Regions from separate parts of the Homo sapiens genome. Here region 1 is linked to region 2. Evidence: chromatin loops called from intact Hi-C (ENCODE). Cell type or tissue: Caco-2. All regions are shown on one strand. Each heading gives the region's core, and the rest is flanking DNA. Links, peaks and the distances in the headings are about the cores only. Region 1 overlaps PDE7B (phosphodiesterase 7B). Region 2 overlaps AHI1-DT (AHI1 divergent transcript).

Region 1 (4,000 bases), core at 1-4,000, 260 kb before region 2:
TATATCTATTGGGATTGCATCTATTTTATTTGCTTACCACTGAATCCCTAAATGTCTAGGACAATGACTAATGCATAATGGGCGCTCCCAATGTTAATTAAATGAATGAATGAATAATTCCTTACCGTAATTCTGTGGGCTATTCTGAAGTTTTCTGGGGTAGCATGAGAAGAGATTATTTTTCCAGGACATTTCTGCATATACACCAGTAAGCACTGCCATAGATGCAGCTGCATGATGTGCAGCTGCAATGGGCTGATGAAGGGCGAAACCTGACATTGAGATGACATTTCCAAACATCTGGGTCACTTCTCATCTCACACTTTTCCCCAACCAAGAACTGAATGGTACTAATCAAAGACAGATCCCTAGAAGATAGGCCTGGAGAGAAAGTAGTTTAGGTCTGTAGAGCATAAAAAGATATCTCCTGTTAAGAAACTGAACTCCCTGACAGTGCCTGGAAGTTTGGATCTCCATTAATGTCTATCAAGTGAGTGAATGAATAAGTGAACAGTCAGCAAGACATTACTGAGTGCCTACTCTGTGCTAACAGTGTATCATGAGTGTGGATACAAAATGAAATGAGATTCAGGCCAGGTCTTTTCCTTAAGAAGTTTGTAGCCTACTCTGAAGTCAGAACATAGAAGGCTATGGGCACTTTCAATGCTGGGTACCCACCCCTGACTGGGGTTACTGGAGAAGGCTTTGAAAGACATGACCGCAGGCCTGAGTCTGGAGCATAGGAAAGAGTTATCTGGTAAAAGAGAGGACTCCTCTAGGCATAGGTAGCTGTCTGGGCAAAGTCCAGAACCTTGGTTAAGATCTTGAAAGCAGCTGCCAAGGATGGGAGCAAAACTGCTGGGGGTGAAAGCAGAGAGCTTAATCAAAGTGGTCGTCACAGAGGGGATTGGAGAAAAATTGGGGTCAATAGTGATTTAAAAAAAAATCTTTATGGACTGGACTGGAGAGGCTTGGTTTGCTTTCGAAGAACCAGGATGCTTAATGAATTACTCTAGCATTGTATCAAATAATTACAATATAGCTATCTCTGTATTAGAGCTCTTAATTGGCTCCAGATGTCTCTCACCAGTGATACCGGCTGCCATCATTTTGCCCATTTGAGGTAGAAGTTACCCCAAAGAGGATACCAAGCTGAAGTGTTTCTTAGTCCTTTTTCTTGAATTATCTTATAGAATGGCTATGACCAAAAGAATCCCCCCAGCCACCCAGCTGAAACCTCAGTGAGGCTGATTTCTCCTACTGCTGAAGCCATTAGCACCCAGTGTTGAGAACACCCCAGCTCCCAGAAGATACATTTTCAGGGTCTCCTACGTGACAGTGGCCCAGGGCCACATCATTTTATGCAGAGTCCTGTCTACCATGTGGGTGGCATAGTCAGGCCTCAATCTCTACACACTGTGGCAGCCCTCAGCACTCCGGTGCCAGAGGACGGCAGATTTGGAACTGGGGCTGATTTCAGCTCGAGCTCATGTTTTCCTTTTTAAGCTTTTCCAGTGAAAGAGCAGATTTCTATCCCATTGCAGGCTGTTAAAACGTCAGAGACTAATAAGTTTTCAACAATCTGTCAGTGCAGATCTCCAGCAACAACCTGGCACTGCTTTCAAATCAGGGCCTCATCGTCCAGCCCAACCTCAGCCAGTCAAAATAAGAGACACACCAGCAAAAGAAAAAAAAGAAAAAAGATAATCACCTCGAGCTGAGCAGAAAATCTACACAAATCCATTGTTGCCAACAATCAACAGCAAATCTGTGGGCTACGTAACCTGAGGTGACCCTTCCAGAAGAGCCATCCCTTATAAACCTCTAATTAGGTATGGTTAGGAGTGACTTGAAAGATATTAATGCTATTGCTATTGGAAAATGAGCTTACCAGCTTTTAACAGCTTTGTTTTCTTCTTCAGTCAAAGAACAGAATGTTAGCTCAATGGCGTATGCTTTCTATTAGAGCAGTGCCAGCAGCAGCGGTCTCCAGAGAGTCTCTCAGCATTTTATTACATACCCCTATTTTTAAATGTTTAAAAACTACTTATTATGAACCAAAACTTGGAAAACCTGCTTTCAGCCCAAGAGTAATTTTTATTTTTATTTTTTTAGTTATTAAGCAAACTTCCAAAATGCAGAACTGTGTTTTCTGTCATTTTATCCCTAGACAGTAGAGGGCAATAGAAAGGCTATATGGCTAAGATCTCCTCGTATCCCTGCAGGGAGATCCTGAGGTCAGATGGCGTGGTGCAGGCTCAGAGTCATTGCGTCTTACGTTGCACTCTCCAAGTCATGCAGCATTGTCTCCATGGGTCGTGGTTAGTCCTGATTCCCATAGCACACATCGAAATGCACATTGAAGACAGCCTCTTTCATTGTGCAAAACGACTATAGCCTCTGCACAAGCTCCATTTTAGAAAAACCTGTACCTGTGAAGGCTTATGGCATGGAGTACAGTGCGATCTCTGGTGCACCCAGTTATAGGAACTGACTAGGCATCTCAGTTCAAGGTACTTTGGGAATAATTGTGGTATGTGCTCTGGGAATTTTCCTGTAGCAGACTCAAATACATATGCCACAAATCTTGATACACAGTTCAAAAATGTCAGAAGTTTGCAATGCTATTTCATCTTTTACTTATTGTCTCAGAATCCCAAGGGTTTACACCTAGCCACACTTTGTTTTCAAAAAGATAGCTGTGAAGGCAAACAACTAAAGCCAAACACATTTCACTTATATACAGTCATTTTTAAAAGGTGAAGTCCATAGACACTTTGTGTTGGAGAAAACAGGAGGCAATATAGAACAAAAAAGAAAAGAAAACAGATTGGTGGACATAATGGAAAGAACTGAGTATATCGGGGTTCAAATCCCAAACCTATTCCTCAACAGCTGTGTGATCTTAGTCAGAGTTGACTTTTCCTTTCAAAACTCATTGTAGAGTACAGGGAGTAACAATGCTCACTCCTCTACAGAAATGTAATATATGAGAAACCATCTTATATACCCTAAAACCATAATGGGGCCTGCTGTGTATCTGGTTTTGCGGAAGGAAGAAGGTAGAAGCAGAATAGGGTCATTTGGTGGTAGTGTGTACAAGATACAAAGCACAGTTCTACCATGTAAATCATGGGGTTTTATGAGGGGAAGATTTTGCTCCTCCCATGATGGAGAGCCCTGGTCCTTCAGAGGTTAGCCTGCAGGACCAGAGGTCTACAGAGCAGAGGTCATTGGGGCAGGATGGAGGCAGTGACTCTGTCTGATGTGCCCTTATCCTTGGCATTGAGGAAGCGGGAAGAACCAACCTAGATTTGGGAAAAAGGGGTCCCTTCTAGGTGATCAGCCAAACTGGCTACATCCTGATGGGTTGTGGAAAACTTTCTGAATAATGTATTCTGATTAAGTAGGGGAGAGAGAAACTAGTATTAAACAAGTCTTCAGTGAAGGTTGGAGGTGCAAGATAAGCTGGGAGGGTGTTTGCTCTAAGAATGAGAAACTGTTGATGCAAAACTCTAAAGGCAATTGAGGAAATGAAGGAAATGAAGAATGGCTAGAAGGGAATGGGATTCAGATAACCAGGAGAACTGGAGAGTGGAGAGACGCAAGGCTGGGGAAGTTGGCAGGGGCCAGATCAGGAAGGGCCCTGCAGGACTCCATTTAGTGATTGGGCACAAGCCTAGATGCTGCAGGCCGTGGATCTGGAAGAAGGCCCCGCAGCTCACAGGCCATCTGTTCAAGGCAATAGAGAGATCCCAAAAGGGTTTAGGAAGTTTCTGTAACATGAGTACCACACGCAGCAGCCACGTTTGCTGACCAATGTCGCTCCTCACCACACTGAACAGGACCCTTAGGTGGAAAAAGGGTTCTGCTAAGTGGGGTACCACCTTGTTAGTGAGTGTCTAATGACATACTCCCAATTATGTCTAACACTTTTAGTTGTGTCAATCAGCCAAGTTGGAAAATGCCACCAGAGGCCCTCCTCACTCTGACTCCCTTC
Region 2 (7,552 bases), core at 1,476-5,475:
GGTTAGAGGGTGGACTGAGAAAGTGTAAAAATATACAACTGTGATGAACCAGCTAGTGGTGGGTTTTGGAGTCACTAGCTTTATTTTTACATTTAATCCATATTAGATTGTCAACTTTCAGAGTGGCCAGTATTCAACCTTTTGTATGTAGGATTAGCGGTGATAAGCGAGTGTCCAGAAAAAGAGGCTTAGAGGAAATTTATAATCAAACCATGACACAATAGGAAGTGGTTGAGTTTAGACAGCAACCAGGTGGTGATAAGTTAACCAACACTACCACGTTTCCTTCTCATCTCAATAAAATATAGATTCCCCAGGAGAACTCTGGACAAATACATATACACATATATATATACACGCATATATAAACATACACACATACACACACTTTAGAAGACATATACATATATATTTGTCTTCTGAAGACATATATGTTTCTAGATACATATATTCATGTTTCTACTTTAGAAGACATACATATTTGTAGACATATATATTTAGAAGGCATATATAGATATATAAAATATAGAAGACATACATATTTGTAGACATATATATTTAGAAGGCATATATAGATATATAAAATATATATATATGTAGATATATATATATGTCTTCTAAAGTAGAAACATGAATAGAAAGGAGGCCTAAAGACAACAAAAGCCAAAATTGACAAATGGTATCTAATTAAACTAAAGAGCTTCTGCACAGCAAAAGAAACTATCACCAGAGTGAACAGGCAACCTACAGAATGGGAGAAAATTTTTGCAATCTATCCATCTGACAAAGGGCTAATATCCAGAATCTACAAATAACTTAAAAAATGTTACAAGGAAAAAAACAACTTCATCAAAAAGTGGGCAAAGGATATGAACAGACACTTCTCAAAAGAAGACATTTATGCAGCCAACAAACATATGACAAAAAGCTCATCATCACTGGTCATTAGAGAAATGCAAATAAAAACCACAATGAGATACCATCTCATGCCCGTTAGAATGGCGATCATTAAAAAGTCAGGAAACAAAAGATGCTGGAGAGGATGCGGAGAAATAGGAATGCTTTTACACTGTTGGTGGGAGTGTAAATTAGTTCAACCATTGTGGAAGACAGTGTGGCAATTCCTCAAGGATCTAGAACTAGAAATACCATTTGACCCAGCAATCCCATCACTGGGTATATACCCAAAGGATTATAAATCATTCTGCTATAAAGACACATGCACACGTATGTTTACTGTGGCACTGTTAACAATAGCAAAGACTTGGAACCAACCCAAATGCCCATCAACAATAGATTGGATAAAGAAAATGTGGCACATATACATCATGGAATACTATGCAGCCATAAAAAAGAATGAGTTCATGTCCTTTGCAGGGACATGGATGAAGCTGGAAACCATCATTCTCAGCAAACTAACACAGGAACAGAAAACCAAACATTGCATATTCTCACTCATAACTGGGAGTTGAACAATGAGAACACATGGACACTGGGAGTGGAACATCACACACCGGGGCCTGTCAGTGGGGTGTGGGGCTAAGGGAAGGATAGCATTAAGAGAAATATCTTATGTAGATGACAGGTTGATGGGTGCAGCAAACCACAATCACACGTGTATGCCTATGTAACAAACCTGCATGTTCTGCACATGTATCCCAGAACTTAAAGTATAATTAAAAAAAAAATACAAAAATGTGTATTAGCATATTAAAGGTTTTGAAGGAAAAAAAAGGAGGCCTACAGAAATTTCACAGTAGTTTAAGACTACTCTTTTGACTTTGGTAAATTAATTAACTCTTCATCTCAGTTTTCCCCATCTGCAAGGGAAGAATAATAACAGCAGCAACACCATAGGGTTATCTGGGTATTAGCCCATTTTCACAGTTATAAAGAATACCTGAGACTGGGTAATTCATGAAGGAAAGAGGTTTAATTGACTCACAGTTCAACATGGCTGGGGAGGCCTCAGGAAACTTACAATCATGGCAGAAGGGGAGGGAGAAGCAAGGCATGTCTTACATGGTGGCAGGAGAGAGAGAGAGTGCATAGGGGAAATTGCCACTTCTAAAACCATCAGATCTGGTAAGAACTCCCTGACTATCACAAGAACAGCATGGGGAAACCGCTCCCATAATCCAATCACCTCCCACCAGGTTCCTCCCATAACATAAGGGATTACAATTAAAGGTGAGATTTGGGTGGAGCCACAGAGTCAAATCATACCAACATATTAGATAATTATACGAACATAGCTTGGCATTAGACAATCATACAATAAGTGTTAGCTATTTTTTTATTAATGTAATATCCATCCAATAGATATAAAAATCTGGCTGGAACTGAAAAAAAAATGCACTATGAGTTTCTACCAAGAAATTATGGGATTGGGGCAGGGAGCGGGAATGATATGCCCAAAGTACTTGAATTTCGAGTTAAATGTCATTCACATACACTTTTATGACTGGAAAGGATGTAACCTCACCTGAATTGTATTTTCTTTATAGACTCCGTTACTATAAAAAGACACCCCTTAAATTTCTACCAAATTACACATCTAGGACTCCTTAGAATGTATGTTTATTTTTAATTTGAAGGTGCCCTTGGGTGTTCCCATGTTCACAGGCAAAGCTAAAGACTTCAAAAGTGTTCAAGGATTGATTGGCTGGTTCAGTGTTGAAATGTAATTTGCATCCCATACCTTCCTAAACTCCCATGAACTGGAACTCAGAAACATTTCCCTGTGAAAGTAGCTCTCAGAAGTAGCTGTTTGTTTATTCATTTACTCAGGACCAAATACTAAGCAGACACCCACAAAAGTAGCTAATTTAGGAATCTCAGGAAACACATTTTCTAAGGTTGCATCTGTCATATTAATTTTATATTGCTTGACATAAAATCTTTCAGTTTTCCTTTAGTAATCTAGGATCTTATATGAAATCTCTCTGGCCTTATAAATTCATGAATCCTGAATAAAATGAGTAAGCAAAATTTAAACAAATCCTGTTTTCCTAGGTGCTTGGACCCTCGTAAATAAAGTCTAAAACATTTTAAATTACTCTATCCTAGTGTGTCTTTCTTTTCTGTTTTTCTTCCATTAGGAAGAATTTGTTGTGAGACCAGGTGAAGAAATTCAAGAAGCTTAAGAAATGGCCCCAAATTTCAAAGATTTTATAATTTCACAAGAAAACAAATAATAGCCATATAATAATTATAACAGAAAATGATTAAGTGTCAAATGGATGTCAAAGGAGTTCATAGAAGACCCTTCCTAGGGGTTAATTTGGTCCCTGGAGGAAAAAAGCATTACCTTCAGTGACTCCTCAAGTCCTGGAAGAATGAGTGAATTTGCAAAAGGCAGAGAGCATTTGGGAGATTATTCAAAATGGAGAGAACGAGAGAAATAAGAACTACATATTCAGACAGTCAAGAAATAACAGGATAAGATGGAATTGAACACAACATTTCCAGACATTTAGATATAGGGATTAAAAGCATTTTTTTACATATTAAATATATAGCAGAACACAAAAGCAAGAAAGGAAATCTCCAAATGCTAGAACATAGAGCCAACATGACAATGTATCTGGAACTAAGGGAGATTACAGGTCTCAAAGTCTGGGATTTTCATGGCTATTCAAGGCCAGAAGCTGGCCAGGAAAATATGTTTATAGAAGGAATAAGAACTGGGCTTCCTGTGCAGAATCAGAACCCTAGAAAGCACTGCACTAACCTTGAAGGAACCAGATCATCTCTGCCTGCATACCCAAGATAACTGCTGGAAATGAGCCAATAGCCCCACCATGTGGGTAAAATAGGAGTCTTCTAGAGATATAAGAACCCCAAGACTGAACAACAGGTGGGAGTAGGAATAGACTCAGAATTCCAGGCTGAAAAACTAACACAAAAAATAATTCAGAATCAGTGTGTCTTGAAGGTGCTGACAGGAACACCAGTGGAAACCACCCCAGGTGGTTATCCGGATCTCTAGAAAAGATACTTCCTTCTGAAGTAAACTCGTAAGCAAAATAAAACAGAATTTTAAAAAATAGGACACTTAGCATCATGAAAGACAGCTTACAGGACATGAGGAACCAACAAGAATAGAACAACATGAAAGAGAGCTGACAATAAGTATGTTTACAGTATTTAAAATATAAAGGAAGAAATGGCATCTGTAAAATAAAAACAGCAAGTTATGAAACAGGCTCTTAAAAGTCAAGTGTAAGTACAGTCATTAAATCTCTTTAGAAATCTAAGCAAATGGATTATACAAGACAAATCATGCTTGAAGATGAGTTAGAAGATGGAACAGAACATCTCTGTGACATGGAGGACAAAAATAAAGGAATGGAGGATATAAAACAGAAGTTAGGAATCATAAATGCTCTAGTATCTGCCTCAGAGAAATTCCAAAGACATAAATAAACAAACAGCAAATAAGCAATATGCTAAGATATAATGGTACAGACTTTTCCAAAAATCCGAAGGTACAAATCCTCTGATAGAAAGCATTCACCAAAGGCTAAGAAGAATAAATAGAAATATGAGGGGAAAAGGTTTAAATAAAGCAAAAAAAAATCTGTGAAAGATTAGTGTGTAATGTGGTTGAGAAAGTCAGTTGGGTCAGATTACAGAGGCTCTGGAAATCAGGCTAAGGAGTTTTGACTGTATCTTGTAGGAAGTGAACACCATGAACAAATGTGTAGTGGAGTTGCTGCAAAAAAAAAAAAATGTAATGCTGTAGGACATTTGAAACAGGAATAATGCAGTGGTGTTTTCCATGAAAGAAAGAATTTTTATCTAAATTATCGTTTTATATCTTTACTATACTTCATGTTTCATATTTTGTTTTAAATAGTCAAAAAGTATTTCCAAATACTCTGAAATGTTACTTTTAAGTATTATATTTATAAAGGCTGTGAAATTCTAAAGGTGTTAAAAAACAAAAAAATCAAAAATAATATAGACAAAAATCTTAAGGAGCCGTATAGTCTATATTCATAGACCAAAGCTTTTCAAATGAATAAAGCAGATAAAAAACCATTATTTTAATGATTTCCAGAAAGGAGGACACTCATTTCTTGTTTAACAACATGGTAGAGGGTCAAGTGCAGAGCCAAAGTCTGAGGAGATAGAGCTGATGAGCCAGTCCGTTTCCTGAAGGCAATTGCTGATTATCCAGTAGGGAGATAAACTAAATATCAATTAACACAAGACTGCGGGCAATGTGCTGTCAGAGGGGTACACATTCTTCATGACAGGAGCCCCAGAGGAGGACTTCTAACTAAACTACTGGAAGCTGGGGAGTCTTCTAAGATGTCATTATGCTGAAGCTGCAGCTGAGAAGTTGGATTCACTAAACCAAAGGCCTTCTATACCTTCAGCGCACTGCAGGCATGAGTTGTTGTTTATGGCTGAGGCACAAGGAACAAAAGGGGACATCCTGAAAAGGGGGCTGGAGAAAGGTAAGGGAAGGCCAAATCATGAAATGCTTTCTTGGGGCCATTCTTTAGAGTATAACTTTCTACAATTGGTGATAGGAAGTCAAAAATGCCCCAGAAGCCAACATCAGATTTGGATTTGTGTTCGAGAATGATCACTTTGGGAACCATGCGGAGGGTGGATGACAAAGGGACGAGATCAGAGGCAGCGAGACAGACCCCCAGGGAAGAAAAATACAACGATCCAAGCAGGAAATGATGAAAGCCTCAGCCTAAGGCTTTTTAACATTGGAGATGGAAAGGAAACTTTTTGTTTTTGTGGTGCAGAATTTTTTCTCCAATGAAATCTTATGTGAAACATTACAATATAAAACCAGTAACCGCAGAGCTGATGGAGGGAGAGGTGGAAGACGTGAGTCACTCTGCTCTGCACCAGCTCCTGGCATCCTGCAGCAGCCCCTGAGACCCCCCTAAGAAACACAGTTTGACAACCCCTGGACCAAAGAGATATATTTAAGATGTAGAATCAATGCTTCCACCCATTTTATTTAATAAACTCTTGTGGTGTCTAATAATCTGTAGTGTCAAGCTGTTCTTCGCTATCTAAAGTAAATCTCTGCCAAGAGTTCATAAGAAGGCTTGTCTTATTTCTTTGGATGTCAAACAAATATTGCACTCGATAAATCTCTCAGTGTGTCTCTAGCCTCTGCAAGCATACATCAAAACCCAGTTAATTATAGACTTGTGGAAGCTGACCTTCTGACCCTCCATTTCTTGAATCCATCTGGGTGCGATGACTCTGGATCCAGACTGCACGAGCAATTCAACTTTTTAAACTCTCACCTAATCTTATTATACATTCTCTCCTTTGGGAGACTCATTCACCTACATGTTTTCAACCTCTGCCTATAACTGGGTGATGATGTCCAAATATCAATAGCTAGGCCTGACTCTATTTTGCACTCCTGACTTGCAGTTCCTAGTGGACATGTTTTTGGGGTTTTTGTTGTTGCTGTTGTTGTGGTTTTGTTTTGGTTTGTTTTGTTTTCGAGACAGAGCCTCGCTCTGTCGCCCAGGCTGGAGTGCAGCGGCATGATCTCAGCTCACTGCAACCTCCGCCTCCTGGGTTCAAGTGATTCTCCTGCCTCAGCCTCCCAAGTAGCTGGGACTACATGCATATGCCACCACGCCTGGCTAATTTTTTAATTTTAATACAGACGGGGTTTTACTGTGTTAGCCAGGATAGTCTAGATCTCCTGACCTCATGATCCGCCTGCCTTGGCCTCCTAAAGTGCTGGGATTACAGGCATGAAGCCACCGCGACCGGCCGTGGACATGTTTAATTAGGCTTCGCAGATAGCAGTGCTGGTCAAGATGAGCCTTATCTCTACCCTACACCTACTCTCTGCCAGTTTTGCTCACTGAGTATGCTGCCACCAGTGAGTACCCAGCAATCACCCTATGCCACTCCTCTCTCACCCCCACCAAATTGCCTCAGTCTCTGTGGCCTGATGTTTCTGCCATCTTAAAACCACTCAAAGCTGATGGTCTCCTCTCCTGCCTCCTGTGGCTTCCATCTAGCTACCTGAAATTACCATGGCAGAGACTGCAGTGCTCAGCAAGCACCCATCTGCTTCCCCCCCACCCCGTCTTCCAGCCTCCTGTGGTTAGGCAAAGCTACGGAATTGGCTGTGACTACAAAAAGAAATGGCATGTGTTACTTCCATTGTGAAGCATAAAGGAGCCACTGCAAACCCTTGCAGTTGTCTCTCCCCTGATGTGGTGACTAAAAAGGTCGTGTGTTGGAGATAGTGCAGTCAAAAGATGGCAGAGTCTGGTCCATGAGTGACACTGTGGAACAGACCCACCCCACCTCCCGCTGTCTTCTGTAGGGCATCCAGAAAGAGTGAGAGATACCCTCCTGTTGTGCTAAGCCACTGAAATGTAAGCATTGTTTGTTACTGCATCATAACCTAGCTTATGCTGACTAACATACTTACTGAGTTGTCTCCTCTTCTTCAAGACAGCCTTGCTTCAGTACGCTACACCACCTCAGACACCACAGTCTCTGCCATGGTAATGGAAGCCGCAGGAGGCAGGAGAGGAGA

What was found. Hi-C counts contacts between places; a loop is a spot of excess contacts. Peaks named below come from ENCODE experiments on the same cell type or tissue, not always from the same donor. Only the 100,000 strongest peaks of a DNase experiment are listed, where the experiment ranks them.
Region 1: it touches region 2 in a loop (16-fold over the local background); 2 of 110 quality-filtered maps call a loop at or near these places.

Annotation. Positions count from the first base shown.
Region 1 is chr6:135,936,989-135,940,988 of GRCh38, reverse strand. The region is part of intron 1 of PDE7B (phosphodiesterase 7B); the gene reads right to left. Among named protein-coding and RNA genes, the nearest start is that of PDE7B, 87 kb to the right of the region's middle. In Caco-2, for the core only: a CTCF peak has its summit at 2,161 (motif pointing right); no DNase peak of the experiment used is centred there.
Region 2 is chr6:135,672,322-135,679,873 of GRCh38, reverse strand. AHI1-DT (AHI1 divergent transcript) reads right to left here. Exons shown (of 6, transcript NR_152842.1): 4 at 7,445-7,552. Among named protein-coding and RNA genes, the nearest start is that of LINC02524, 41 kb to the right of the region's middle. In Caco-2, for the core only: a CTCF peak has its summit at 3,787; no DNase peak of the experiment used is centred there.